Regions from separate parts of the Homo sapiens genome. Here regions 1 and 2 are each linked to region 3. A link is an interaction called in ENCODE POLR2A ChIA-PET data of the cell type or tissue named here. Cell type or tissue: OCI-LY7. All regions are shown on one strand.

The links. ChIA-PET counts read pairs that join two places held together with the same protein. Peaks named below come from ENCODE experiments on the same cell type or tissue, not always from the same donor. Only the 100,000 strongest peaks of a DNase experiment are listed, where the experiment ranks them.
Region 1: POLR2A ChIA-PET joins it to region 3 with 14 read pairs; 5 of 35 experiments call an interaction of 5 or more read pairs at or near these places.
Region 2: POLR2A ChIA-PET joins it to region 3 with 12 read pairs; 2 of 35 experiments call an interaction of 5 or more read pairs at or near these places.

The regions. Positions count from the first base shown.
Region 1 is chr1:155,525,977-155,533,976 of GRCh38, reverse strand. All of the region lies in intron 1 of ASH1L (ASH1 like histone lysine methyltransferase), which reads left to right. Among named protein-coding and RNA genes, the nearest start is that of ASH1L-AS1, 32 kb to the left of the region's middle. RefSeq lists an enhancer at 3,298-3,799. In OCI-LY7, no CTCF peak of the experiment used is centred here; DNase peaks (open chromatin) are centred at 3,886 and 4,526; H3K4me3 peaks cover 1,562 bases; H3K27ac peaks cover 2,775 bases.
Region 2 is chr1:155,881,504-155,889,503 of GRCh38, reverse strand. SYT11 (synaptotagmin 11) reads right to left here. Exons shown (of 4, transcript NM_152280.5): 4 at 4,305-8,000. The coding sequence ends at 7,996. Among named protein-coding and RNA genes, the nearest start is that of RIT1, 26 kb to the left of the region's middle. In OCI-LY7, CTCF peaks have their summits at 2,576, 2,777, 6,094 and 6,415; DNase peaks (open chromatin) are centred at 3,783, 4,133, 5,323, 7,043 and 1 weaker place; H3K4me3 peaks cover 3,994 bases; H3K27ac peaks cover 5,685 bases.
Region 3 is chr1:155,606,084-155,614,083 of GRCh38, reverse strand. It overlaps MSTO1 (misato mitochondrial distribution and morphology regulator 1), which reads right to left and starts at 3,866. Exons shown (of 14, transcript NM_018116.4): 1 at 3,752-3,866; 2 at 3,524-3,659; 3 at 2,976-3,045; 4 at 2,793-2,868; 5 at 2,481-2,535; 6 at 2,257-2,395; 7 at 1,984-2,101; 8 at 1,768-1,902; 9 at 1,514-1,666; 10 at 1,109-1,240; 11 at 851-1,035; 12 at 518-622; 13 at 318-427; 14 at 1-25. The coding sequence starts at 3,835. LOC105371452 (a long non-coding RNA gene) reads left to right here and starts at 1,450. Exons shown (of 2, transcript XR_922171.2): 1 at 1,450-1,525; 2 at 4,192-4,475. RefSeq lists enhancers at 3,130-4,004, 4,005-4,879. In OCI-LY7, a CTCF peak has its summit at 6,320; a DNase peak (open chromatin) is centred at 3,986; H3K4me3 peaks cover 1,291 bases; H3K27ac peaks cover 783 bases.

The DNA of each region.
Region 1 (8,000 bases), 80 kb after region 3:
ACGGTATCTACAGTGTGTGTCACAATTCTCAAAACATATTTTGAGGCTCTCAGAAAACATTTGTTGAATGAATGAAGGAATAGATTAAGAATGATGAATCCATAAAGGAAATGATGAAATGGTTGGAGAGGTGTTGGGAGAACCAGTAGAATGTATCATAGAAACCAAAGAGTTTCAAACGTAGCAAATATGCCAAATGTAGCAGAGAGAAATAATAAGATCGAGACTAAAGATGATCTTTTCTTTTTTTTTTTTTTTTGAGACGGAGTCTCGCTCTGTCATCCAGGCTGAATGGAGTGCAGCGGTGCGATCTGGGCTCACTGCAACCTTTGCCTGCCAGGTTCAAGTGATTCTTCTGCCTCAGCCTCCCGAGTAGCTAGGACTACAGGTGCACACCACCACGCCTGGCCAATTTTTTTTTTTTTTAAGTGGAGACGGGGTTTCACCATATTGGCCATGCTGGTCTCAAACTCCTGACCTCATGATCCACCCGCCTCGGCCTCCCAAAGTGCTGTGATTACAGGTGTGAGCCACCACGCCCAGCCTAAAGATGATCTTTGGGAGGCAGCAAAGCATAGTGGTTAAGAGGAGCGAAACAGACCTGTTTCTGCCTTTTATTGGCCATTAGCCTGTCTTTTCATGTCTAAAAAGGGAATAATAATAGTAACTACCGCATGCTGATTGTGAGCCTTAAATGAGATAATATATGTAAAACATTTGGCATAGAGCTTTGTACATGCTAAGAACTCAGTAAGTATTTTATTACTTTTACTGATGCTAAATTCACTGTGAGGACTCATTTGTAGTACTTTAAAAAATTTGGTTGATTTTATATTGTTTTGCTGAATAGTGTTCCATCAAAGCATGGCTATTCCCTTTCTACCCCTGAAAATAGATGGGGTATTTACATATAAAATGATTTCCAAACATAGTTGTCTTCCAGAGTAGTTCTGTATCTCAGACCAGACCTTCGCCACCAACACACACACACACTCTCTCTCTCTCTCTCTCCCCCCATATATATATACACACACACACATATATATGCACACATATATACACATACATACATATACATACATACATATATATATACATATATATACACATATATATGTGTGCATATATATATATATAATTTTTTTTTTTTTTTTGAGACAGAGTCTCACTCTGTTGCCCAGGCTGGAGTGCAGTGGCACAATCTCGGCTCACTGCAACCTGTGCCTCCTGGGTTCAAGTGATTCTTCTGCCTCAGCCTCCTGAGTAGCTGGGATGACAGGCACCTGCCACCACACCTGGCTAATTTTTGTATTTTTAGTAGAGATGGAGTTTCACCATGTTGGCCAGGCTGGTCTTGAACTCCTGACCTCAGGTGATCCACTCGCCTCAGCCTCCCAAAGTGCTGGGATTTATAGGCATGAGCAACCACGCCCAGCCCAGACCACTATATTAATAACAGTGTATTAGTTAATTTTTATCAGATCCACTGTTTGTTACTTGGATGTGGGATTAGAATGGCAGGTGTTGGGGTGGATAGAGGTCTTCATTTTGTAGAGAATATGTATTTGTAAATTTGTAGGTAGTTTTTAACATATTGTTAGATTATCATACTTTGTTTTTATACAATGTATATGTCCTATTAATATAATTAGTAATTTCCTTTTTAAAAAACATATGGTTAGTAATTTTCTAAAGAGTTTACTTAATGCTGTAATGATTTGTGCAAAAGTATTTAATGCTGTAGGTACAGTGTTACTTTCCTTTGAATTTGGACCAGACTGTCCCACATTGTTCCAGAGATTTGAAAACATAAATCCCAAAATTGCATGTGAGATGAATATTGAGTTTGCCTGTTTGAGTGAAGAGATTCTAGCAATCTTAGGTCTGTGTTTTTCCTTGGAAATGTATTTTAAGTTGAATATATTGTAGTAGAAACCAAAATAAGTTGTGTTACAACATGGCATCCTTGCCCCTGGATGGAAAACCTAGATTGTTTAGATATTTTTCCAAAAGCTGAAAGAATGATATTCTCAATGAACATTGCTTTGAAAGTTCAAAAAACAGCATTCTGGCAGCTGCTGTAGGGACTGTTTTTCAAGCAGTTTACATTCAGCAGATAAAAAGCACTCTGTTGTGAAATATCTTCAGAATTTGGGTTTATCTTGACTAGAAACTCTTAAATTTGGTATGTGGGGTTTGCCAATCATGATTTTCCAGTTTTACTACCTAAATGGATTCTCAAAATATGCCTGTAAGCATACTGTTCGTTTTTCTCCTTGATCATGTTAGGGAAATGTAGTATTTCTCTCTTCTCATATACATTTTTAGGGGGGGAAATAAATGTTTTCAAATCTCTTTTCAGTTTATTGGTACTCTGCTATTTATGTAATAATATGTGTCACTTGGATTAAGTTTTATAATTTTTTTTCATTTTTAAAATGAGAATCATGTTTCTGTCAGACCTTTCTCTGTAATGTTTTGAAAGGGAATTAAGTGCAGATAAAAAATGAATTCTTTGCTTGAACCCGGGAGGCGGAGGTTGCAGTGAGCCGAGATCACGCCACTGCACTCCAGCCTGGGTGACAGGGAGACTCTGTTTCAAAAAAAAAAAGAATTCTTTGGAAAAATGCTGAAATTCTTCATTTATACATATAAATTTTGCAGTTATACATATTAAGACATGGAATTCTTTCATTACAAAAATTGTAATGGGAAAATTTAAAATGTATGCATTTGTGAGTAATGAATATAAAAGCAATTCTTTTTTTTTTTTTCCAAATTGTAAAATGTTGTGGGTTTTTTGTTACATCTGTTTTTTGAGATGGGGGTCTCTCTTTATTGCCCAGACTGGAGTGCAGTGGCACGATTCTAGCTCACTCCAGTGTTGAACACTTGGGCTCAAGTGATCTTCTCATCTCAGCCTCCAGAGTAACTAGGCCTACAGGTGTGTCCCACCACACCCAGCTAATTTTTTAATATTGATTGATTGATTGAGACAGAGTGTCACTCTGTTGGCCAGGCTGGAGTGCCTCTGGAGTAGCTAGGACTACAAGTGTGTCCCACCATACCCAGCTTATTGTTTGATTGCCCGGGCTAGAGTACAGTGCTGTGATCATGGCTCACTGCAGCCTCGACCTCCTAGACTCAGGTGATCCTCCCACCTCAGCCTCCTGGGTAGCTGGGACGATAGGCACGTGCCACCATGCCCAGCTAATTTTTTTGATTTTTTTTTTTCCTTCCCGAGACAGAGTCTTGGTCTGTCACCCAGGCTGGAGTGCAGTGGCACAGTCTTGGCTCACTGCAACCTCCACCTCCTGTGTTCAAACAGTTCTCCTGCCTCAACCTCCTGAGTAGCTGAGATTACAGGAGCGTGCCACCATGCCCAGCTAATTTTTGTATTTTTTTTTTTTTTTAGTAGAGACGGGGTTTCACCATGTTGGCCAGGCTGGTCTCAAACTCCTGACCTCAAGTGATCTGCCTGCCTTGGCCTCCCAAAGTGCTGGGATTACAGGCGTGAGCCACTGAGCCCGGCCTAGAAAGGGGACAATTTGAAGCTCGTAAAATATAACCCACATAAGTCAGGGAATTAATTCTACAAATATTTATTGAACACCTACTATATGCCAGCTAGTGTTCTACGTGCTGGGATATAGCAGTGAACCAAACTGATAAGTCTATTTCCTGGTAGAGTTCAAATTTCAATGGAAAGATGTACACAACAAATATATAGTACACCAGGTGGTAAGAAGAGTATGAGAATAAAATAGGATACTGAATGTGAGTAGAGGGTGGTGGGGGGATAGGTGTTTTTTTTAGGAAATGCTTCTTCTGTAAAATTACGTTTAGACAAAGATACGAAGGAAGTGAAAGAGCAAGATATGCAATTATCTGGGGAAAGGGTGTTCTGTCAAGCGGAATGGTAAGTGCAAAGGTCCCAAGGTAAAGAGTATTTTTGTTGTGTTTGAGAAACAGAAGGGAAACTTCTTTTTTTTTTATTTTTTTTATTTTTTTTTGAGACAGAGTCTTGCTCTGTTACCTAGGCTGGAGTGCAGTGGCGCAATCTCGGCTCACTGCAATCTCCACCAGAAGGGAAACTTTTGTACCTCCTTCTTGGAACTAAGTGAGGAGACTGGTAGGCGATGGAAGAGAGGTAGAGAGGACTTTAGGACAAATTAAATTGGATCTTTAGACCATTTAAAAAATTTTGGCTTCTGCTTTGAGGGAGATAGGAAGCCTACGAAAGGGTTTTGAGCAGAGGAGTGACATGATCTGAATCAGGCTTTGAAAGGATCACCCTGCAACTGAATTGAGAAGACTGGAAGAGATATGAGGGTTGAAGCAAGGAACCAGTTAGAAGCATGTTGCATTTTGCAAGCTATGCATCTGACAAAGGTCTAATGTCAGCATCTGTAAGGAACTTAAGCAAATCTATGAGAAAAAAAATGATTAAAAAGTGGGTAAAGGACATGAACAGACACTTCTCAAAAGAAGACATACATGCAGCCAACAATCATGAGGAAAAGCTCAACATCACTGATCATTCAAGAAATGCAAATCAAAACCACAGTGAGACCATCTCACATCATTCAGAATGGCTATTAAAAAGTCAAAAAAAAAAAAAAAAAGATGCTGGCAAGGTTGCAGAGAGAAAGGAGTGCTTATACACTATTGGTGGGAGTGTAAATTAGTTAAGCCATTGTGGAAGACTGTGGTCATCCCTCAAAGACCTAAAAACAGAAATAACATTTGACTCAGCAGTCCCGTTACTGGGTATATACCCAAAGGAATATAAATCATAAAGACAGATGCATGCGTATCTTCATTGCAGCACTATTCACAATAGCAAAGACATGGGATTAACCTAAATGCCCACCAATGGTAGACTGGATAAAGAAAATGTAGTACATATACATCATGAAATGCTATGGAGCCACAAAAAAAAAATGAGATCATGTACTTGGCAGGATCATGGATGGAGTGGAGGCCATTATCTTTGGCAAACTAGTGCAGGAACAGAAAATCAAATACTGTATGTTCTCACATATAAATGGGAGCTAAATGATGACAACACATGGACACATAGAGGGGAACAACACACACTGGGGCTTATTGGAGGGTGGAGGGTGGGAAGAGGGAGAGAATCAGGAAAAATAACTAATGGGTACTAGGCTTAATACCTGGGTGATGAAATAAACCCCCATGACACAAGTTTACCCACGTAACAAACCTGCACATGTACCCCTGAACTTAGAATAAAAGTTAAATATATTAAAAAATCAATAAATCAATGGACTTTGAGTTAAGCAGATCACCCTCCATAATGTTGGGGAGGAACTTCATCTACTCAACTGAAGGCATTAACAGAACAAAAGATTGACCTCTCCTCAGTAAGAGGCAAGTCTGCCAGCAGAATGAAAACATTGGGTCTTCCTGGGTCTTCAGCCTGCCACTGACCCACCCTGCAGATTTTGGGACTGGCCAGCTTCCATAATCATGTGAGCAATTCCTTTAAATAAACCTCTTTCTTTAAAAAAAAAAAAAGCTATTGCAATAATCCATTCACATATTTATCATCACTTGGATCTAATAGCTGTCAGAGTAATGACAACTGGTTAGATTCTGCATACATTTTGAAGGTAAAGCTGACAAACTTAGCTGACCAAATGGACATGAGGGGTTTGAGAGAAAAAGCAATTAAGGATGGGTAGAGATTTTTGGCCTAAATATTTCTCTTTGGAATTACCATATTTTGAAATGAAACCTGTAGGAAGAATAGATTTGGGGCAGTGGGCAAAGATGAATTGATTTTAAACATGTTAAGTGCCTATCTATTACACAATCCAGTCAGTATGTCAAGTAAGCATTTAGATATGTGAATCTGAAGTTCCAGAAAGAGGTCTCAGCTAGTCTCTATCTGAAGATAGAAATTTGTGAATCATCAATGTTAGATGAAATTTAAAGCCGTAAGACTGGATCTGGTCATTTGGGAACTGAGTGTAGATAGAAAAAGGAAGAGGTCCGGGTACCCTGCGTCACTCCAGTATTTAAAGGTCATGGAGGAAGGAAAGAACCTGCAAAGGAGACAGAGGGTAGTAGCCAGTGAGGAAGAACAATCAAGAGAGGAGTCCCAGAGCTGGGCACGGTGACTCATGCCTGTCATCCCAGCTACTCGGGAGTCTGAGGTCGGAGGATTGCTTGAGGCCAGGACTTGAAGACTAGCCTGGGCAACCTAGTGAGACCCTGTCTCTAAAACAGTGAAAAAAAATTGGACATGGTGGCACATGCCTGTATTTCTAGCTACTTGGAATAGCTACTTGGGGTCTGAGGCAGGAGAATCACTTGAGCCCAGGATTTTGAGGCTGCAGTGAGCTATGATTGTGCCACTGCACTCTGGCCAGGGTGACAGAGAGAGACCTTGACTCAAAAAAAAAAAAAAAAAAAAAAAGGTATCCCGTAAGTCAAGTGAGGTAGCGAGGGAGCTGTTTAGCTGTGCCAAATTCTGTTGATAGGTCAGGTAAGATGAGAGGACTGAGAATTGATCATTCTTCTTAGCAATGTGGAGGTTGTTGGTGACCTTGACTAGCAGTTTCTATGGAGGGGTGGCAGTGAAAGTATAATCAGTATGTTCAAGAGAAAAAGCAAGGATTGGAGGTCAGGGAGAATAGACAATATAGAGAATTCTAACAATTTTGTTGTGAAGAGGAACAGAGAAATGGGAAGATGGTGGAGGATGTGGAGTCAAGAGGAATTTTTTTTTTTCTTTTTTTTTGAGACGGAGTCTCGCTCTGTCACCTAGGCTGGAGTGCAGTGGCACCATCTTGGCTCACTGCAACCTCTGCCTCCCGGGTTCAAGCAATTCTCCTGCCTCAGCCTCCTGAGTAGCTGGGATTACAGGCATGCGCCACCACACCTGGCTAATTTCTTATATTTTTGGTAGAGATGGGGTTTCACCACGTTGGCCAAGCTGGTCTTGAGTATCTGACCTCAAGTGAGGTCTGCCCGCCTTGGCCTCCCAACTGCTGGGATTACAGGCGTGAGCCATCTTGCTCGGCTAAGAGGAATTTTCTTCCATGAGAGATATTATAGTATGTTTTTGTTTTCAGGCTTATTGGCATTATTCAGAGGAAATATGAGAAATGGATGATGTGAGAGAGAAAGGAGATAGTTGCCTAAATGAAGAGGTTGAAAGGAGAGATCGTTTATATATTGTGATAGGAAGGCAGTCAGACTATAGGAACAGACACAGGTAGGAAGGTAGGTAGATATATGGTGGGCACTTGTGGCACTTTTCTGTTTGTTACTGCTTCCTATCTGACTACTGCTGTGATCAGATAGGAAGCAAAATTAGGGACAATGAAGAAAGGGGAGATGGGATGAAATAGTTTTTTAGGAGAGTGGTAGAGGGAATAGATTAGGGAAGTGTATTGGCAGCACCAAGGGCTTACTCGGAGTTAGTGGTCAGGAATATAAAATGAGATCATTGAGTGTTATTGTTTTTCTTAGACTAGCTGTGATGGTACAGAGACAGAAGATGTATAAAATATGATTTGGAAGTATGTTAGTGCTGAAATTAGGATATTTTAGTAAATTTACAGAAAACCACCTATGTGAAATATAAACATATTAAGAAAAAACTTGTGTATAGTTTTCTCATTGTAACACAAGATAAAGTTATGTAAAACAGGAAAAAAGACATTTGCTACATGCCAATCATTGTATTAGAAGTTACAGGAACCTTAAAATTCACTCATTCATTTATTCAGCTATTTATTGGGTACTAAAATTTGTGCTATTCATTGTTTCAGCTGCTGGGGTTACAGTGGTGAGCAAGCCAGAAGAGGTTCCTATCCTCATGAAGCTTATATTTTAATTATACAGTTGGCCTTCCCTATCTGTGATTCCGCACCTGTGGATTCAACCAACTGCGGATGAAAAATATTAGAAAAAATTAAAAATAACAATACAATAATAAAAAATTATACAAAATTTTAAAGTACAGT
Region 2 (8,000 bases), 280 kb before region 3:
TTATTAAGATTTTGGAATCTTGACTATTTTTTTCTTTTCTCTATTTTCCAATTTTTTCTTTTTTCTTGAGACAAGGTCTTACTCTGTCACCCAGGCTGGAGTGCAGTGGCACTATGATGGCTTACAGAAGGCTTGAACTCTTGGGCTCAAGGGATGTCCCACCTCAGCCTCCCAGGTAGCCAGGACTTCAGGTACACGCCACCATGCCTAGCTAAGTTTTTGACTTTTGTAGAGACAAGGTCTCCCTGTTGCCCAGGCTGGTCTTGAACTCCTGGGCTCAAGCAATCCTCCTGCCCCAGCCTCCCAAGGTGCTGGGATGACAGCTGTGAGCTACTGCATCTGGTTCCAGTTTTCTTTTTTTTTTTTTTAAATGGAGTCTCGCTCTGTTGCCCAGGCTGGAGTGCGGTGGCACAATCTCAGCTCACTGCAACCTCCACCTCCCGGGTTCAAGTGATTCTCCTGTCTCAGCCTCCCAAGTAGCTGGAACTACAGGTGCATGCCACCATGCCTGGCTAATTTTTTTGTATTTTTAGTAGAGACAGTGTTTCACCATGTTAGCCATGATAGTCTCGATCTCCTGACCTTGTGATCCGCCTGCCTCGGACTCCCGAAGTGCTGGGATTACAGGCGTGAGCCACTGCGCCCTGCTCCAGTTTTCTTATAATGTGCTTATATTAGTTTATAATTTGAAAATATTTTGTAGTTCCTTCACTGAAACTTTTAAAGAGCAGGAATTGATTCTCCTTCCATTCTCTCTTCCTCTCACAGGGAGGATAAATTACACAGAACAGAAAATATGAAAAGTGAATCACTCCAGACTTTAAGGCATGTAGAGAAATCCACAAAGAGCAGTTGCAAGGGTCATATTACCCCCAGTATATTACCCTAGAGTGTTGCATTTTCCTGTGTTTCTTTTCTTTCTTTCTTTCTTTTTTTTTTTTGAGATGGAGTTTTGATCTTGTTGCCCAGGCTGGAGTGCAATGGCGCAATCTCGGCTCACCGCAACCTTTGCCTCCCAGGTACAAGCGATTCTCCTGCCTCAGCCTCCCAAGTAGCTGGGATTACAGGCATGTGCCACCACGCCCAGCTAATTTTGTATTTCTAGTAGAGACAGGGTTTCTCCGTGTTGGTCAGGCTGGTCTCCAACTCCCAACCTCAGGTGATCCGCCCGCCTTGGCCTCCCAAAGTCCTGGGATTACAGGAATGAGCCGCCGCACCCGGCCTGTGTTTCTTTTCTTTTAGAGCATTTCCTAATTTGTAATCATATATTTATTAGTGTAATTATTTGATTAATATTGTCCTCTGCTACACTCTACAAGAACAGCACTCTTGTTCACCAATGTATTGTATCTGTAGTGCCTGGCACATAGTAGACACTCAAATAAATATTTGTTGACTAATAAATGAATGAGAGGCCATTATCCTAAGCACAGGAACAGAAAACCAAGTACTGCATGTTCTTACTAGTAAGAGGGAGCTAAACATTGAGTACTTATGGACACAGAAACGGCAACAATAGAGACTGGGGACTACCAGAAGGGGGAGGGTTTAAAAACTATCGGCCTACACTTTGGGAGGCCAAGGTGGGTGGATCACCTGAGGTCAGGAGTTCAAGACCAGAGAAACCCCGTCTCTACTAAAAATACAAAAATTAGCCGGGCGTAGTGGTGCGGGCCTGTAATCCCAGCTACTTGGGAGGCTGAGGCAGGGAGAATTGCTTGAACCTGGAGGCGGAGGTTGCGGTGAGCCGAGATCGTGCCATTGCGCTCCAGCCTGGGAAACAATTGTGAAACTCCATCTCAAAAAAAAAAAAAAAAAAAATTAGCGGGGTGTGGTGATGCATGCCTGCAATCCCAGCTACTCAGGAGGCTGAGGCACAAGAATCACTTGAACCCAGGAGGCGGAGGTTGCTGTGAGCCAAGATCATGCCACTGCACTCCAGCCTGGGCAACAGAGCAAGACTCTGTCTCCCGGAAAAAAAAAAAAGACCAGCCTTCCCAAGATAGTGAGGGCCACATCTCTACAAAACAAAATTTAAAAATTAGCCAGGTGGCCGGGCACAGTGGCTCAAGCCTGTAATCTCAGCACTTTGGGAGGCCGAGGCAGGTGTGTCACCTGAGGTCAGGAGTTCAAGACCATCCTGGCCAATATGGTGAGACCCTCATCTCTACTAAAAATACAAAAATTAGCCGGGCAAGGTGGTGCGTGCCTGTAATCCCAGCTACTCAGGAGGTTGAGGCACAAGAATTGCTTGAACCTGGGAGGCAGAGTTTATAGTGAGCCGAGATCGTGCCACTGCACTCCAGCCTGGGCAATAGAGTGAGACTCTGTCTCAAGAAAAAAAAAAAAAAAAATTAGCCAGGTATGGTGGTGTGCACCAGTCTCAGTTATGTGGGAGGCTGAGGTAGGAGGATCAATTTAACTCAGGAGGTCGAGACTGTAGTGAGCCATGATTGCGCCACTCTATTCCAGCCTGGGCAATAGAGTGACTGTTTTAAAACAAACAAACGAACAACTGGGTACTATGCTAAGTATCTAGGTGACAGGATCATTAGGATCCCAAATCCCAGCATCACTCAATAAAGCCAGATAACAAAAACCTGCACATGTGTCCCCCCTGAATCTAAAATGAAAGTTGAAAAAAAAAATTATGGCTGGGTGTGGTGGCTCACACCTATAATCCCAACACTTTGGGAGGCTGAGGCGGGTGGATCACGAAGTCAGGAGTTTGAGACCAGCCTGACCAACATGTTGAAATCCTGTCTCTACTAAAAATATAAAAATTAGCCGGGCATGGTGGCGCCCTCCTGTAGTCCCAGCTACTCAGGAGGCTGATGCAGGAGAATCGCTTGAACCTGGAAGGTGGAGTTTGTAGTGAGCCGAGATCACGCCACTGCACTCCAGCCTGGGCAACAGAGCAAGACTCTGTCTCAAAAAAAAAAAAAAAGAAAGAAAGAAAGAAAGAAAATTATTCAAGCCAAACATCAAACATTAACTTTTGCCATTTAATGTTTCACTCAGAAATTAAACTTTCATAACCCAGTGCAAGCTGCATAAAGAAAAAGATAATTTGACTGGGCGCAGTGGCTCACGCCTATAATCCCAGCACTTTGGGAGGCCGAGGTGGGTGGATCACAAGGTCAGGAGATCAAGACCATCTTGGCTAACACAGTGAAACTCCGTCTCTACTAAAAATACAAAACATTAGCCGGGCGTAGTGGCGGGCGCCTGTAGTCCCAGCTACTCAGGAGGCTGAGGCAGGAGAATGGGGTGAACCCGGGAGGCAGAGCTTGCAGTGAGCCAAGATTGCGCCACTGTACTCCAGCCTCGGCGACAAAGCCAGACTCCATCTCAAAAAAAAAAAAAAAAGAAAAGAAAAAGGTAATTTATTAAGCCTTGGAACTGAGAAGGCTCAGATCTGTCTGAAGACACGGCTTCATCTGAGGTCAAAGATGTCATGGAGTCTGATTTCTCTCTCCCCCTGTTTTAGCTGTACTTCTGTGCAGGCTCCATTCTCAGGCTCTCTCCTCTCTGGGGCACAGTGACTACAGAAGCCTCAGCCCCACATCCTCCCATGTTCAGGTCTAGGGAGATCCTTCATAGCTCCTGACAGGCCTTGAGGCCGGGTGCGGTGGCTCACGCCTGTAATCCCAGCACTTTGGGAGGCTAAGGCAGAAGGATAACTTGAGGCCGGGAGTTTCAGGCCAGCCTGGCCAATATGGTGAGACCCCCATCTCTACTAAAAATACAAATATTAGCCAAACTTGGTGGCACGCACCTGTAGTCCCAGCTGCTTGAGGTCGCTGGAACCCAGGAGGCGGATGTTACAGTGAGCCGAGATTGAGCCACTGCACTCCAGCCTGGGCAACAGAGCGAGACTGTCTAAAAAAAAAAAAAAAAAAAAAAAAAAGTAAATGAATGAATGAGGGAACAGAATTGGCCTGTCTCAGGATTGCTTTTTGGGATAAATATTTCCAATTAAAGGGGCAGATTGATTCTCAGCACTACGAACCATCATCTCTCCCTCTGGTAGTGATGGTCTCAGAAATTACATTTCAAGAGGAAAACAGAAAGACCAGAAGTCCTAACTACAGCAAGCAGCAAACCAACTCACTTGTCAAATGAGAGTATCTAGGATGGGAGCCTGGAATCTGCATTTTTAAACAAGTGCCTCAGATGATTCTGAATCAAGTGGTCTGGGGACCACAGTTTGGAAAACACACCCTAGAACATCCTTTTGGAGTCTGAGTGTTAACCTCACTGAGAGTCCTCCAGCTTTCCAGAGAATCAGGCTGACATCACTGTGCCTATGTAATGTGAATCAGTCTTTATTTTGCACTTGTGTGGTGCATTAACAAATTCAACATACAAGATAGCATTACATATTGTAGATTAGCATTACAGCATTATGCAATTTCACACAATTCATGTTAGCTTTTTCAGTTTTCTTTTTTTTTCAAAATTTGACACATTTATTTTATTTTTGAGTTTCATTTTTACAAGAGAAGACACAAGGTAAAGAAAGACAACCACTTTGGAGAGGGATCATGGTGAGGGCAATGTCACTGTCATGGCCATAGTACAAGCCTTCCAAGAAAAGGGACCTGCGTTATTCCCTCTCCTGAGCAAGCTGCCCCTGTCCCACAAACCAGTTCTATCTGTTTTCACATCTAGAGCACTGTCCATAAACATGTCCATCTTGGCTGTGCTCCAGTGAGATGAACTGAAAGAAGGAATAACTCATAAAGGGACCTTTGTTATTAAGAAAAATTCTTGTCTTCCCAAAGGAATCAAGATCTCTTCAGAGAAGGAGCAACTGTTGGAAAATCAGAAGTGACCATTCCCTAACCTATTCCTGACCACGAATGCCTTGTGCAAAAGCTAAGATGTGACTCTCTTGTCTTTCTTTCAACTGACTCTTAGGAGAAGGCATTCCTCCTCCACTCTTATCAGTTAGCTCTGGAAAGAACAAATGTGAAAGCCAAAGTCAGCTAAGAAACTTTGAGACGGCAAAGTCAAGGGCACGATGGATCAGGCCTGAGGTAGGAGGGAGGAGCCCTGCACTGTCCGCCTCTTTGCCTTTTTCTGGCAAAGACACTGAGGCAGTTCCTAGGCTACAGAACAACTGGTTCCTCCCCTGTCACCTCAGCACCCACTGCTCAGTAGACCCAAAGATGCAAGGAATAAAGCTACAAGGAAATGGGGAAGAGAGAGGAGAGTGGGGTGAGGCTGTTTTCCCAGACGTTTGTCAGGAGGAGCTACAGAGGCACACACAGCAGGGCAAAGACCAGACTATCTCCACCTGTTGTTTTGCATTGTTTCTGGGAAGGAAACAAAAGCGGGTTTGCTCAGCGATTTCTGATCTTTAGACATTAAGGCGATGAAGAGGAACCATTTAAATTTTTTCCTAATGGGGCTTCAGAATGCTCCTGTCAGATTTACATTAAACTATCTCAAAATGCATTTTTAGAAAACAAAAATTATTTTCTTCTACTTATGATACAGTATTTACATTTCATGGGGTATAGGACAGAGACTAGTGGTATGACCCCAACTGATGGTGAAGTTGTGAGTCAGATTATGGGGGGTGGGGGTTGGCAGGGACAAGAACAGAGAGTAGGCTTTGTGACTGCTCAGAATTGCTCTGCATTGTCAAGAACATGGGCTGAAATCAAACAAAAGGTTTAGGGGGAGCAGAATGGTTTTAAATCCACAAAAGCTGAGGGAACACTGAAAGCAAGATCACCCCCCCGTCCATAGAGACTCAGCTTTCCGACTCCCTTCGCCAAAGCAAGGTTAAAAGTGATGTTCTTCTATGGAAGTGAACACTTCAGTCTCAACTAACCTTTCACGCCCTGGATCAAGCTGTTAAGCAACAGCTTGACTGAGTTCCTCCTCAGGTGGGCAAAAATATCTACTGCCTATCCAAGTTTACCTAGTTTATTTTAATTAATTAATTAATTAATTTTTGAGACAGGATCTCACTCTGTTACCCAGCCCAGAGTGCAGTGGCATGATCATGGCTCACTGCAGCCTCTACCTCTGGGCTCAAATGATCCTCCCACCTCAGCCTCCTGAATAGCTGGGACCACAGGCGTGCAGCACCACACCTAGTTAATTTTTTGTATTTTTGATAGAGATGGAGTTTCGTCATGTAGCCCAGGCTGGTCTTGAACTCCTGGGCTCAAGCGATCTTTCCACCTCGGCCTCCCAAAATACTGGGATTACAGGCGTGAGCCACTGCGCCCGGCCCCAAGTTTACCTATTATCCATGGAGTCTGTGCCATCTGCAAAGTCTCAACGTTGGAGACACAGCTGCTGTAGGAGTAAAGAGACTTGAATTCTAATCCCAGAAAGATGCTGAATCTCTCTCAACCTCTATTGCCCATTGGTAGAAGAAGAATTGCATCCTGTAGTTCCTCCATCCCTCCACCATGTGGTAAGACATAAATTCCAAGAATTATGCAGCTCGTTTTGAGGAAAAGAATGCTCTGAAAGAATCCAACTTATCTTCATTCACTCAGTCACACTGTTATTTTTTTAAGAGCTAAATTTTTATTGAAAAATTTAAGGAGAACTTCTGAGGGCCCCTGTTTTATGAAGCAAAGCTAACCTCATTACAACATCTAAGCTATTTGAGAAGACTCTAAAGCATCTCCATGGTCGGCATTTCCAGAAAAACAAAGGCCAGTGTAATTCTTCAAACCTCTGATGACTTCCAACCCATCAACCAAGAAATGGCTGTCACTACAGTAGATAGCTGCAAAGGGGAATGGCTGTCGTCACTTGTCTCCTCTCCTTGTCCTTATACCTGAAAACAGCTTTTGGGATCAGCTGGATGTGTTCATTGGTACTATCCTATAGCTGAATTTGAAGTTTCCAAAGCTCCTTTTAGAGAAGTCATCAAGTTTGATAAAATCCAAGTTCTGATGTCTTGGATGCATAAGTCTGATGTATTCTCTGTGCTTCAGTTAGGTCTGTCAGTTAATTATAGACTGCCTTTTACTACTTCATAGCAGAAGAGCTGATAGCAAAAATACCCCATTTCTCAATTCCTCTTTCTCCTGCAAACCTTGCCTCATCCACCCCACCTTTGTTTCTTGGCTTACTGCAGACCTCTAGACCTTGAGGTCAAAGAGCAGAGATATAAGAGGCAATAAAAAGAAAAGATGGGAATGATGAAAACATGAGGTTTTATAAGAGCAAAATTTTCTTCTGCAGAGGTGGGGAGTGGGAGAAATTCTCCAGAGAAGCCCAATAAAAAGAAGCCAATTTCAGGTAATCAGCAAATACAATTCAGCACAAAACACAATTTCCATGGATTAAAATCTGCAACTTGATATTGGCAGTTAGGCTAATTTCTTCAGTTTGTATTAGACATGCAAGTATATGGTTACATTGTTATATATAGATTTATAGGGGTCTTTCCCTCTCTTTTGTCCCCCATTAAAAAAAAAAAACAAAACAAAACCAGAGGCCGGGCACGGTGGCTCGCACCTGTAATCCCAGCACTTTGGGAGGCCGAGGCGGGTGGATCACCTGAGGTCTGGAATTCGAGACCAGCCTGGCCAACATGGTGAAACCCATCTCTACTGAAAATACAAAAAATTAGCCGGGCATGCTCGTGGGTGCCTGTAATCCCAGCTACTTGGGAGGCTGAGGGAGGAGAATCACTTGAACCTGGAGGGCAGAGGTTGCAGTGAGTTGAGATCTCACCATTGCACTCCAGCCCGGGCAACAAGAGCGAAACTCCACCTCAAAAAAAATAAAGTAAAATAAAAGATTCTAGCGCCTTGCAAAGCAGAAAAAAAAACATCATTGCTAAGAACTGATCTGCAGCTGTGGTCATATAGGGTGTTCTTTGTGGAATTTGTTTTGTAAGAAATTTTCTTCTACAACTAAAATGAGGTTTGGAGTCCACTTCTCTGTCATCTTTTTCCCCTCCACATCCCTCCCCAGCTTGGCCCCCGGGGATTAGAGGAGAGAAGAACAGGATTAGT
Region 3 (8,000 bases):
CCAAACACTGGGATGCTCTCCACTGCTGTGGAGGGAGAGGAAACAGAGACCTGTAGATGGATGATTATTCTGCCCTGGGACTCTGCCAAACTGATAAGGAAGTCCAACCTTAGTAGACTTGATTGTAAACTCAACAAATTTGGTGTATTGTCCCCTTAGTACACCAGTACTCCAGAGGAAGAATGCTTTTCTTGGGAGCCATAGGGTGAATAAAGGAATGTTTAACTGTGGACTTTTTCAGCACTTTTAATCCAGGAATGGAGATAGTAAAAACTCTCCCATACTTGAAATCTCAGTTTTCTTCACCTCCTACATACCTGCTCCCTTGGGGGAACCATCCAGAACCATACCCGGTGGACTGCAGCTTGAGAAGAGGTGGGGGTAAGGAGGAGCCACCCTGCAGGGAGTCAGCAGCAGATGGGAAGAACTGTGGGGGCAGAGAACAGCCATTAAGTGCGTAAGAAGTCAAGGGAGGGTTGCGGTTGGCAAGAAGGGCAGGAGCAACCGTTACACTGACCTCATGACTCCAGGCTGCTGCTGTTGTAAATACTGAGCCAAGATTTCTTCCCCAGTGGTACATGCATGAAGGGCAGAGGGTGGAGGTGTCCCTGGGGTGAGCTGGCTGCCAGAACAAAGCCAAAACCACCATTAGTCTGTGGCTGCATGAATAAGAAACAGAATTCTTATGTTCTCAGGCCATCAGCTGGATCAAGATATTCAAAGCCCTTTTTTTTTTCCTTTTTAAGGGGTGGGGAGGGAACAGTATCATTAGAATGCCCCAGAGAAATTAGGGGAAGATGGATATGAGACAAAAATCTGACAAGGACTCCTAAGGACCAACAGCTCTCACCTTGTGTGGCATGCTCTGTCTATACCCCTCAGCACCACTGACTGGGCAAAGCAACGTGTTCCAGAAGGCTCCCCACATGCAGACAGTGGGGTCCATGGGGTGGCTCCTCCAAACTGCATCAGGGAATCAGGAAGGGACTGGCCTGGAGCCAAGGGGAAAGGGATGATTGCTCCTGCTGTCACCACCTAAAGAGATGGAAGAGAACACGTTATAGGACATTTTCTCAGCACTGACCCAACCCCTTACAAAGCTTCATACCTTTTTCCCACAGAAGCTCAGCATGTCAGCCAGATGAACCATGGAAACTGGAGAGGAACACAGGCGATAAGGAACAGTGACTGTGTCCAGGGCTGTAGCCAGGATGGCACTGCAGTGGAAGGGCAGAGTGGCCTGTAAGAAGACACCAAGATGGGCACTTGGCCTCAGGCCTGGAAAAGAATGTGTGGAGGCAGAATATTAACACCAGAGAGACCCAGGGGACGAATCAGGGGTATGTTTGACCCCAGGCTGGACAAGCATAGGACAGTGTGATCTGAGAGGCCACATCACAGCTGAGTTCAAGCTCGGGCCTCAAGAACAGAGCCAGTAACAGACAGCGGCTGACTGGGAGCATGAGGAGGCCCTGTAGCCTGCCGCAGTCAGAACAAGAGCACCGAGACTTACATCATAATGCAGGTAAGGGAAGCTGACAGGTGGCTCGGGTCGCAGGCCCAGGCTCCCACCCAAGGACAAGGGGCAGACAAGAGAGCTGTGAGCAGTCAGGTGCACGAGACCAAAAGCTGTGTTTAATAGACGATAGATGTTTCTCTGGGCCTCCTGGTGAAGAAAGAGTAGTTTGTATTAAGCAGCTCTCCCACTGGGATTCTGATTTCTCCCTCCCCACTGTGTGACTGTTTACTTCTCTAAGTTCCACTCACCCCACGATGGTAGGGACCAGGTAGCAGGCCCCAGGTTATTATTCCCCGCCCTGAATATTCATCTTGTAGCAGCTCTGCCGCCTTCGCGCCTACCCCAGAGAAGCCATCGTGCAGGTCACACAGGATCTGGAAGCCCTGGACGGGGGTGAGTGACAAAAGATAGTTAGCAGGATGAGAAGAGCTTCCACCCTGGAGTGCACATTGCCACGCCACTACCTGCAAGTAGTCACATTCCTCCACGTAGAAATGCAGCCTGTCCTCCAGCTCTTCCTGGTACTTGGGTTCCTTTAGGACACTTTCCCCTTGGCCAAAAGCCTCCAGCCGACCTGCTTCCCTGCCACAAGTAAACATGATCCAAGACTTACATCTCTTCCCTCAACTCCTCAGCCTCTTGTCCTGGGGAAGGGCAGGGAAGATGGCCTCAAGAGCCTCATCCTGCATTGGTGGGGACCCATGTTTCTTGCCTCAAAGCCTCTGGGGTCCCCATACCCATCGTGGTTGTACTTCTGAATCATACAGATGCTCCGGGGATGGAGATGGACTCTGAGGAAGTCTGACCAGACCCTGATGCTGGCCTCTGTAGGGATAAGTGGTTTTGGAGTTGTAGCGGTGGGGAGTGGTGAGGAACCTGAAGACAAGCAGAGGAAATGTACCTTTCTCCATGTTTCTGCTCTACCCAAGCCCCCATCCATCAGTATCTGGAGAAGTCTCACCTTTGCCATTGGGAATGGATTTGACCCTCCAGACACCATCACTACTCAGCACTCCCTGGGAGGGGTCAGAAAAATCGACATTTAGTTCCAGGCAGTTTAGAGGCAAAGGTTGCTTCGTCCTCCTTGAGTTGGCTGGCCACACCGCATAGCCTCCTTTCTGTTCACCGAGTCGCAGTCCTTAGGAAAAGGAGTGCTTTTTCCCAAAATATCATTCTAAGACACTTAAAATGATTAAAATCCCCGTTTACCTGCCCCTATGGAGACCCTCGGGTTGTGGCACCGGGTTAAAAAGTTCAGGACAGAGGCCCTCACCTCTGCACTCAGAAAGTCTTGGAGATAAGGGTTCTTGGGATAGAGTTCCTCTTTGTGTGTGGTGAGCTTCCCCTGCCTGAAAGAGTTTGGAGATTGATCAAAGAAACTGCACTCTGATCAGAGTTATCCAGCGTTCTGCGTACATACACGATCCCCACCCTTATCCATACATCAGTTACACACCATGCTATTGCAGCATCCAACTGTTTGTCCCTGTAGAGTCCACCTTCCTCTTTTAGGGAGCTCAAACTACCTGTACAGAAATAACAGAGACAATGTTAGGTCAAAGCCTGGGCACCCTTCCCCTCTAGCTAACCTTCCTCTGATCACCTGACAACCTGCTGTCACCATCTCTCCAGCACTTGGCTCTTCCAAGCTTTCTGGGATATACACTAGTTGGGGGAAAAACCTTGGCTTAGGAGAATCTAGATTCCATCTTTCGGTTCCCAGCTTAGTCATTAGCTGTGGGACGCGGGGGGAACCACATCCAGGGGTCTGACAGGAGTGCTGCAGTTCAAGTCCTCACTGTCTCCAGGGCCTAGCAGCCTATTCCCGAAATGGCTCTTGAGCAACTGTCGTGGGCCCCTCGAGTGTTGGCATGTTGTGCTCAGCTCCTCATCTCCGGTCCTGGAGCTCGGTAAGGTGGGAGGGTCTTGAAGATAACGGCAGCGCAAGGACTAGGCACGCGGAAGGGAAATAAGGGGCATCGGCTAACTCTGCCACCACCTCACCCTTCAGATCCATGAGGATGAGTCGCGGCGTGTAGGTCTCCTGGCCGTGCAGCGTCCGGCCCGTACGATACAGGACGTCGGGGCACAGCTCTCCCGGGGGCTCCTTGGAATCGGTCGCTCGGCCCAGCGCAGCATCCTGGGGAAGCAGAGAGGACGAGGCAGGCCGGCTGAACGTCGGGACTGTAGATCCCGAAGGGCTCCTCGGGGGCAGCTGCCGGCTGACCTCACCTGCTGGTTCCACCAGTGCGCGCCCACGAAACCGGCAAAATGTCCCAACTGCAGTGTGAGCACCTCCCGGGCCCCGCCCGCCATACTGCGCTGCTCCACGGGGCCGCCGCGCCTCAGCCGCGCCGCTCGCTGCTCCTAGCCGATTGGCTTGGCAGGCGCGTGGGCGGGTGTTATTCTCGGCTACTTATTGGCCCGCAAACACATCCTTTCCCATTGGAGAAACGATGCGCCGATCCCTTCCTACCTCTTCCTAGACGTGGCCCAGTCCGGCTTCTCTGTGGTTGCCTGTGAGGGGCGGGGCTCCACGGGCCACGCCGTTGCTCCTGCTCCACGTTGGAGCGGGGTGGGCGCCGTCTCCGCCGCTGACTTGGGGCCGCCAGGGCGCGGGCCGTGGAAGGCTCTGCTTCCTACTTGTCTTGAGGTCTTATCCCTTCTCACAGATCTCTCCGCTGGCTGATAGCTCCCCGGGCAAAAAGAAAACCTTGCCAGAAAAGCGGAAGCTCCCCTAAAGCCTCCCATGCCCCTTCATCTCTTCAGAAGTCACGTGGACCACGACTAATAACCTGTGGACTGGCTTAGCTATCATATCTCTATCATTTACACGTATTTATCTATCTCTGTGTATCTAACACCTTATGTAAAGAGAGTATGTATCTGTTGGCGTCTTTTGCTCAATATGGTTTATGTAATTCATATTTTTGCAAATATCTATAATTCATTTTCATCACTGCGGAATAGTCCATTGTATGAATACGCCACCACTGATCTATTCTAAAGAAAGAATAGGCTGGGCGCGGTGGTTCACGCCTGTAATCCCAGCACTTTGGGAGGCTGAGGCGGGCAGATCACGAGGTCAAGAGATCGAGACCATCCTGGCTAACACGGTGAAACCCCATCTCTACTAAAAATACAAAAAAAAATTAGCTGGGCGTGGTGGCGGGCGCCTGTAGTCCCAGCTACTCGGGAGGCTGAGGCAGGCGAATGGCGTGAACCCGGGAGGCGGAGCTTGCAGTGAGCCGAGATCACGCCAATGCACTCCATCCTGGGCGACAGAGCGAGACTCTGTCTCAAAAAAAAAAAAAAAAAAAATATATATATATATATATATATATATACTGCTGATAATAGCTTTTGGGATTGTTTCCAATTTTTGGGCTATTAGGTGCTATGATTAACATTCTTGTGTGTATTTAGAAACAAGGCAAGGGCCGGGTGCGGTAGTTTACGCCTGTAATCCCAACACTTTGGGAGGCCGAGGCAGGAGGATCAACTGAGGTCAGGAGGTTGAGACCAGCCTGGCTAACATGATGAAACCCCGGTCTCTACTAAAAATACAAAACATGTAGCCGGGCGTGGTGGCGGGCCCTTGTACTCCCAGCTGCTCAGGAGGCTGAGTCAGGGAATCATTTGAACCTGGGAGGTGGAAGTTGCAGTGAGCCGATATCACGCCACTGCACTCCAGCCTGGGAAACAAGAGCAAAACTCCTCTCTAAAAAATAAAAAATAAAAAAATAAAAATAAAAATAAAAAAGGCCGGGCGCCGCGGTTCAAGCCTGTAATCCCAGCACTTTGGGAGGCCGAGGCGGGTGGATCACGAGGTCAGGAGATCGAGACCATCCTGGCTAACACGGTGAAACCCCGTCTCTACTAAAAATACTAACAATTAGCCGGGCGTGGTGACGGGCGCGACCTGTAGTCCCAGCTACTTGGGAGGCGGAGGCAGGACAATGGCGTGAACCCGGGAGGCGGAGCTTGCGGTGAGCCGAGATCGCGCCACTGCACTCCACCTTGGGCAACAGAGCCAGACTCCATCTCAAAAAAAAAAAAAAAAAAAAAGAGATAAGGCAAATATTGGTTGGGCGCAGAGGCTCACGCCTGTATTCCCACGTTTTGGTGAGGCTGAGGCAGGAAGATCGCTTGAGTCCAGAAATTCGAGAATGTGAGGGTAGACTGGACAATGTAGTGAGACTCCCCCTCCCCCTATCCTCTCTATAAAAGAATTTTTCAAAAAATTAGCTAGGCAGCCCACATCTGTAGTCCTAACCAGAGGCTAGGGTGAGAGGATCGCTTCAGCGCAGGAATTAGAGGCTGCGGTGAACCATGATTGGAGCACTGCACTGCAGCCAGAGACAGAGGGAGACCCTGTCTCAAAATTTTAAAAAGTGACAAAATGTTAATTGAATCTAGGTGAAGATTATAGGTGTTCTTTTGCAGTACTCTCTGAGCATTCTTGTAGGTTTGAAATTTTTTCAAGAAATAAAGGTTAGATGCTCTTATCTCTTCTGAGCTCTTTGTATTTTCACATGTATTATATTTAGTTTTGTTTATTTATTTTGAGACTGTCTCACTCTCTTTGCCCTGGCTGGAGTGCAGTGGTGCAATCTCCCGGCTCACTGAAGCTTCAACCTCTTGGGCTGAAGCGATCCTCCCACCTCAGCCTCCCAAGTAGCTGCAATTACAGGCATAGGCCACTGCACCCGGCTAATTTTTGTATTTTTTGTACAGAAGGGGTTTCACCATCTTGCCCAGGCTGGTCTCCTGAGCTCAAGCGATCTGCCCACTTCGGCCTCCCAAAATATTGGGATTACAGGCGTGAGCCAATATGCCCGGCTACTATTTCACTTTTCTAAGTATGATGTGGGCTGAAAAGTTTCTATAGATACTCTGACAGTTTAAGGAAGTTCTCTGTCCTGATTTGCTAAGAGTTTTGATCATGAATAGATTTGAATGTTTTTTACAGCTTTCTCCAAACCAAGATAATTACATTATTTTATCCTTCCTTTGTTGTGCTAATGAATAAATTACATCGTTAGATTATCATGTAATACTATCTTGCATTCCTCAAATAAACCTAAACTCGGCTAGGCGCGGTGGCTCAGACCTGTAATACTAGCACTTTGGGAGGCCGAGGCAGGCGGATCACAAGGTCAGGAGTTCGAGACCATCCTGGCCAACATAGTGAAAACCCTGTCTCTACTAAAAATACAAAAATTATCTGGGCGTGGTGGCACGTGCCTGTAATCCCAGCTACTTGAGAGGCTGAGGCAGGAGAATCTCTTGAACCAGGGAGTCGGAGGTTGCAGTGAGCCAAGATCGCGCCATAGCACTCCAGCCTGGTGACAGAGAAAGACTCCAACTCAAACAAACAAACAAAAAACCTAAATTCATTTATGTTGATTATCCTTTTAAAATATTGGATCTGGCTGGGTGTGGTGGCTCACACCTGTAATCCCAGCACTTTGGGAGGCCAAGGCGGGCGGATCACGAGGTCAGAAGTTCGAGACCAGCCTGGCAAACATGGTGAAACCCCATCTCTACTAAAAACACAAAATTAGCAGGACGAGGTGGCGCGTGCCTGTAATCTCAACTACTCAGGAGTCTGAGGCAGGATAATTGCTTGAACCCGACAGGCAAAGGTTGCAGTGAGCCAAGATGGGGCCACTGCACTCCAGCCTGTGCGACAGATGGAGACTCTGTCTCAAAAAATAAATAAATATAAAATATTGGATCTGGGCCGGCTGCAGTGGCTCATGCCTGTAATCCCAGCACTTTGGAAGGCTGAGGCAGGTGGATCACTTGAGCCCAGGAGGTCAAAACAAGCCTGGGTAACATAGTGAGATCTTGTTGCTACAAAAAAAAAGGCTGGGTACGATGGCTCACACCTGTAATCCCAGCACTTTGGGAGGCTGAGGCAGGCGATCACCTGAGGTCAGGATTTGAGAACAACCTGGCCAACATGGTGAAACCCCATCTCTATTAAAAATACAAAAATTAGCTGGCAGTGGTGGCACGCGCCTGTGGTCCCAGCTCCTCGGGAGGCTGGGGCAGAAGAATCTCTTGAACCTGGGAGGCGGAGGTTGCAGTGAGCCAAGATCATGTCATTGCGCTCCAGCCTGGGAGACAGAGTGAGACTCCGTCTGAAAAGAAAAAGAAAGAAGAAGAAGAAAAAATAGAAAAAAAAAAGTTGTATCTTGGCCAGGCACAGTGGTTCTCACCTGTAATCCCCAGCATTTTGGGAGGCTGAGGCAGGCGGATCACTTAAGGCCAGGAGTTCGAGACCAGCCTGGCCAACATGGCGAGACCCCGTCTTTACTAAAAATACAAAAAAAAAAAAAAAAAAAAAAAAAAAAAAAAGGCTGGGCATGGTGGCCAGTGCCTGTAGTCCCAGCTACTCGGGAGGCTGAGGCAGGAGAATTGCTTAAACCCAGGAGGTGGAGGTTGCACTGAACTGAGATTATGCTACTGCAGT